2 separate regions of the Homo sapiens genome follow, and region 2 is linked to region 1. The links are chromatin loops, found by intact Hi-C in ENCODE. Cell type or tissue: CD4-positive, alpha-beta T cell. All regions are shown on one strand.

What was found. Hi-C counts contacts between places; a loop is a spot of excess contacts. Peaks named below come from ENCODE experiments on the same cell type or tissue, not always from the same donor. Only the 100,000 strongest peaks of a DNase experiment are listed, where the experiment ranks them.
Region 2: it touches region 1 in a loop (4-fold over the local background); 3 of 110 quality-filtered maps call a loop at or near these places.

The regions. Positions count from the first base shown.
Region 1 is chr1:109,425,521-109,428,020 of GRCh38, reverse strand. It overlaps PSMA5 (proteasome 20S subunit alpha 5), which reads left to right and starts at 1,573. Exons shown (of 9, transcript NM_002790.4): 1 at 1,573-1,719. The coding sequence starts at 1,691. RefSeq lists enhancers at 1,013-1,072, 579-1,510. In CD4-positive, alpha-beta T cell, no CTCF peak of the experiment used is centred here; DNase peaks (open chromatin) are centred at 790, 1,480, 1,910 and 2,460; H3K4me3 peaks cover 1,985 bases; H3K27ac peaks cover 1,748 bases.
Region 2 is chr1:109,041,176-109,043,675 of GRCh38, reverse strand. It overlaps WDR47 (WD repeat domain 47), which reads left to right and starts at 1,574. Exons shown (of 15, transcript NM_001142551.2): 1 at 1,574-1,814. RefSeq lists a silencer at 1,377-1,926. In CD4-positive, alpha-beta T cell, no CTCF peak of the experiment used is centred here; a DNase peak (open chromatin) is centred at 1,555; H3K4me3 peaks cover 1,460 bases; H3K27ac peaks cover 655 bases.

The DNA.
Region 1 (2,500 bases):
TAACAGATCCCAGAGGATTGCTACTTGGAGTTCTTCCTCAGTTTTATTAGTGCTAAACATCTGATTGGCCAGGGATGACCAAACTAAACTCCTACTGAATCCATGAAGGAAGTCAGAAAATAAAGGGTGGGGAAAACTAATCTTGGTTAATACTCAAAAGGCTTATTTTTACATTTCCTGCACCTTTGAAATGCCTTGGTGACTTACAAACCTAATCTAGGACCAAGAATGAACTTTACTGGAGAGATACAGGCCTTGAGAGGTTAAGGACTTGACTAGTGGTATCACATTAACAACTGGAAATGAGATGCTGGCATTTCCCTTTCCAGCATATACTGCCTGATAAATGATTTCTTTCCCCCGACTCCAGCTTTAAGGTGTAAGTGACAAATAGAAATTGTTCATGTTTATGGTATACAACGTGACGTTTTGATATACATATATATACACACACACACTGCAAATAATTAAATGAAGCTAATCAACATAATCCATCATCTCACATACTTTCCTGTGGTGAGAACATTTAAGGTGTACCCTCTTCACAATTTCAAGTACACAATATATGATTATTAACTATAGAACTCATCCACCTTCTCTGACTGAAACTTTGTATCATTTGACCAACATTTCCCTATATTCCCCACCCCCGTGCCAAGACTTCTTACTTGCCTTTCTTGAACAAATACTTGAATTACAGTGTTATTACGAAGCTGCAAAGTTGCTCCTCAAGCAACTTATTGAAGGGAAGCAAGAAGCGTCGAAAAAGAAAGCGCTTTTTTTTTTTTTTTTTTTTTCGGATAGGGTTTGGCTGTTGCCCAGGCTGGAGTGCAATAGCACGATCTGGGCTCAAAGAAAACACTTATTTTTCACAAACAACAGAAAAAGCAGTGAATATTTTGAAGTCTGGATCCTGAACTCTAGGTTATTTAGGTCTGAAACCTGTACTAGGGGGAGGGGTGCAAGAAAGAGTTGATAAAATTACCTTAACCATGTGGAAACTTTAAGACTTTCTTACATACTAACCCCTCGCCCCCCACTTTTCTCAATAAACGAGCCAAACTGGCTGAAACGAAGGGACTCGTCCGCGGCGCCGGCTCAGACCCACTGTAGCCGACTCATTACCGCCCAAAGTCCTGGAGCCCTCGACCGGGCATGGAGAACACCGTGGAGGAACCCTAAGAGAGGGAATCCTGCGAAGAGAAGTCAGGTGGTGGCCTTGCCGGAAACGGGACCAAAGTCCTCTAGCTGGGATTACGGGAGCCGGCGAGGGACCTATTATGTCAGGGTTCAGACAACCCAGCTCTGCATGCAAGCCTTTCCAATTGCCAGTCTTGGGGCGGGCTCACATCTTCTCTACAAGGCGAACTCACTACACGCCTTGGGTGCCTATCGTCCCTAGCAACCACCCGCGATTTAAGGCGGAAGTACCTCCCTGGTCCTCCTCCTCCTCCGGACCAACCAAGCCCTCGTGAGGAAGCGCGTTGGCCCAATCACCTAGGCGGGAACTACTACCAGCCAATAGGAAGCAGGCACAGGAGGGCGGGCTAAAGAGGTCGCGGTCGCACGCGCAGTTGGTCCTTAGTACTGCGGCCGTGTGGGTGAGTTGGCTGCCGGTGAGTTGGGTGCCGGTGGAGTCGTGTTGGTCCTCAGAATCCCCGCGTAGCCGCTGCCTCCTCCTACCCTCGCCATGTTTCTTACCCGGTCTGAGTACGACAGGTCCGTGCAGCTGGGGGACGTCGGGTGGGAATTATGGGTGGGCAGGCCCGGGACCTGGCCGCGCGGCCTGGGTTCTGCCGTGTCATGGGGCTCCCCAGGAACCCGAGACTGGCCGGACCTGGGGATGTTATGCCCTCCTCAGGCGCCCGCCGTCCTTCCCCAAGCTAGACCACATCGGCGGCACTTGTCCTACCGCTGAGTCACCCCTGGGTCCTAACTCGGTGCGGAAGCGAGAAGCTCCGGCTGGTGCTTGGTAAAGAAGGCGTGAGGAGCCGGAACTCCTACCTTGAACCCGGAGAAGGCCAAGGGTCACTCTTTGCTCCGTTCATCTTTTCGTGCCTAGTATGACTGCCTTGAACAAACAAACAAAAAGTTAAACGTGCTTCCTGGAAGAAAAAGCAACTGGTTTGTAGTAGGGCATGCTGCGGTGTATAGTTTCTTCAGAAGCGCGAAGGCAGTCGTAGCTTTGGCTGGATATATTGTCTGGAGTCTGATTTTATAGGAACTGGAATTTAGAATGGTTTTCAAGAGATTTCTCATCATGCCGATTCCAATTGACCAAAATTTTTTCTGACTTTTTAAAAGTTTAAAGCAAGTTTTAAAAAACTTTTGTGGTATGAAAATGTTCACAATATTAAGTTGTACATATATATGCTGTAGACATTTTTACTTTCAGTTTCTGTTTTCGTCAGTTAAGTTTTTACATAGCTACTCTTTTTTAAAGTCAGGGAAGGCAGACATTTTCTTTGTACTGAGTGGTATGAGATGCTGCATTTCCTGT
Region 2 (2,500 bases), 380 kb after region 1:
GGTGGCTCACGCCTGTAATCCCAGCACTTTGGGAGGCCGAGGCGGGTGGATCACGAGGTCAGGAGATCAAGACCATCCTGGCTAACACGGTGAAACCCCGTTTCTAATAAAAATACAAAAAAAAAAAAAAAAATTAGCCGGACCTGGTGGCGGGCGCCTGTAGTCCCAGCTACGCGGGAGGCTGAGGCAGGAGAATGGCGTGAACCCGGGAGGCGGAGTTTGCAGTGAGTCGAGATGGCGCCACTGCACTCCAGCCTGGGCGACAGAGCGAGACTCCGTCTCAAAAAAAAAAAAAAAAAAAAAAGATTGCATTGTGTATATGTACCACATTTTCTTTATCCATTTGTCTGTTGATTGACATAGGTTGATTCTATATTTTGGCTATTGTGAATAGTACTGCAATAAGCATGGGAGTGCCAGAAATATTTTTGATGTTTATTCTCTTTACCAGACTGTTACCCCATTTTCCCCTTTTGGGAGGTCCAGCTCACTCTGGACTTTCGCCTCTGTGAGGATGATGTTCTTTTTTCTGTGAGACGGAGTCTCTCGCTCTGTCACCCAGGCCGGAGTGCAGTGGCATGATCTCGGCTCACTGCAACCTCCGTCTCCCAGGTTGAAGCGATTCTCCTGCCTCAGCCTACCAAGTAGCTGTGATTACAGGAGGCTTGCCAGCACACCCGGCTAATTTTTGTATTTTTAGTAGAGACGGGGTTTCACCATGTTGGCCAGGCTGGTCTCAAACTCCTGACCTCAGGTGATCCGCCCGCCTCGGCCTCCTAAAGTGCTGGAATTGCAGGCGTGAGCCACCGCGCCTGGCCGAGAATGATGTTCTTACAGGTTTGTGTAATTGTATTCTTCCTTATGGTTATACTTCCTGGATGCTTAATTAAGCTCGGTTGAACATCACGTATATTTGTGGAATAAGGGGCTTACAACCAACAGGAGTAGACAAAACCTGAACATATTAAATGTTAAGTAACTGAAAAATGCTTTCAAGGCAGATCAGCTTTGCAAAATGAGAAACCAGGAAGGGGACAAACAAACTACTGGAGTTTTCTGGGACGAAGTGGGACCTAGGAAAGCAGCGAAAGAAGGGTAGAAGGCAACATTAATTTCATTAACCTTTATTAATTATCGGGGAGGAGTATGAAGAGTCAATCCTAATGCGCAGTCTTCTCCATTTGCAGGCGACAATCCTGTTCGTGCTATTTTGGGACATGGGGTCACCGGCCAGCTAAGGGTCTACGTCCCTGCCACCAGTCTCACGCTATTGCCGCACCCGTTCTGCTACTCCCCCGGGCCCCTAGCCGGTCCCTCCAAGCCCGACCCCCGCCCGCCCCGCCCAGGCTTTGGTCCGCCCCGCCCAGGCTTTGGTCCGCCCCGCCCCTCCCCGCCCCAGCTTTGGGCCCGCCCCTCCACGCCCCTCCCCGCCCCGCCCCGCCCCGCCGACTCGCCCTTCGGCTCAGGCACCTGCCTGGCCGCCCCGCGCGGCGGGGTCCTGAGGCGCCTCGGGGAAGCGCGGCGATTGGCTGCCGCTCGCGGGTAGAGCTCGGCTCCCCGGCACTTGACAACCGCAGTCTGCAAGAGGCTGAGCTGAGGAGTCGCTGGGCCGGGAGGGGCGGACGTGAGAAGGACGGATTGACGAACTGATGGATTGACGCGCGGGCGGTAGGAGGGAGGACCGACGCCAAACCCAGACCGCCGCCGTCGTGCTCCTGCCGCAGCCCGGAGCCGGCCGCTTCGGGGCCCTGGCCGCCGGCCTCCCAGCCGCGTTCTCCTCCGCCGCTCCTCCGGGCTTGCCCTGGAGCCCTCAGGTGGGTGACTCCGGGAGTCGGAGGCTGGGTCGGTCCGCTGCACACCTCGGGTTGCCATGGTCACCCGTCGCCTCCTGTCACCACCTGACACGGCTCCGACCGGGCGGCCCCGAGGACTGTGTTTGCGGCCCCGGAGAGGGGTCTTTAGTGGGCTTGGGTGCCGACTGGGAGGGGGCTGGGGTCGTGGGTGAGGCCCCAGCATCGCGGGGTGAGGATCTGCGAACTGCTGGGCCCCGGTTCGAGGTCACCGGTCCTGGACCACACCTTTCCCACATTACCAGTTGGATTCTGGGGGCAGAGCGACGCCCCTCGCCCTGGCACTGAGCAGCAAGTGAGCGCGAGGTTCGTGCCCATCTCGCCGCTGCGCCGATTCTTCCTTCCTCGCCCCTTGGTCGAGCCCGTGCGAGAACTGAGGGGCGCGCTCGCGTCCCTTTCTGGGCACGCCTTGGCCCGGAGGAAGAGAGGGAGCGGCGGGGCTGGGAGCCCCGCTGGGGCCGGTTTTGGCCTTTCTCACATCAATGGTCGGGATGGGAGCAGGCCTTTGGGGATCTGGGTGTGGTCGCGGAAAGGGGCAGCGACTCGATTTAGAACTGGGATTGCGCTGGAGGGGCGCCTGCGTAGAAGAACGCAAGGTTGTGGAACTCAAAGGGTTAAACCGCTTCCCTTTATTGGGGAGAAAAATATTG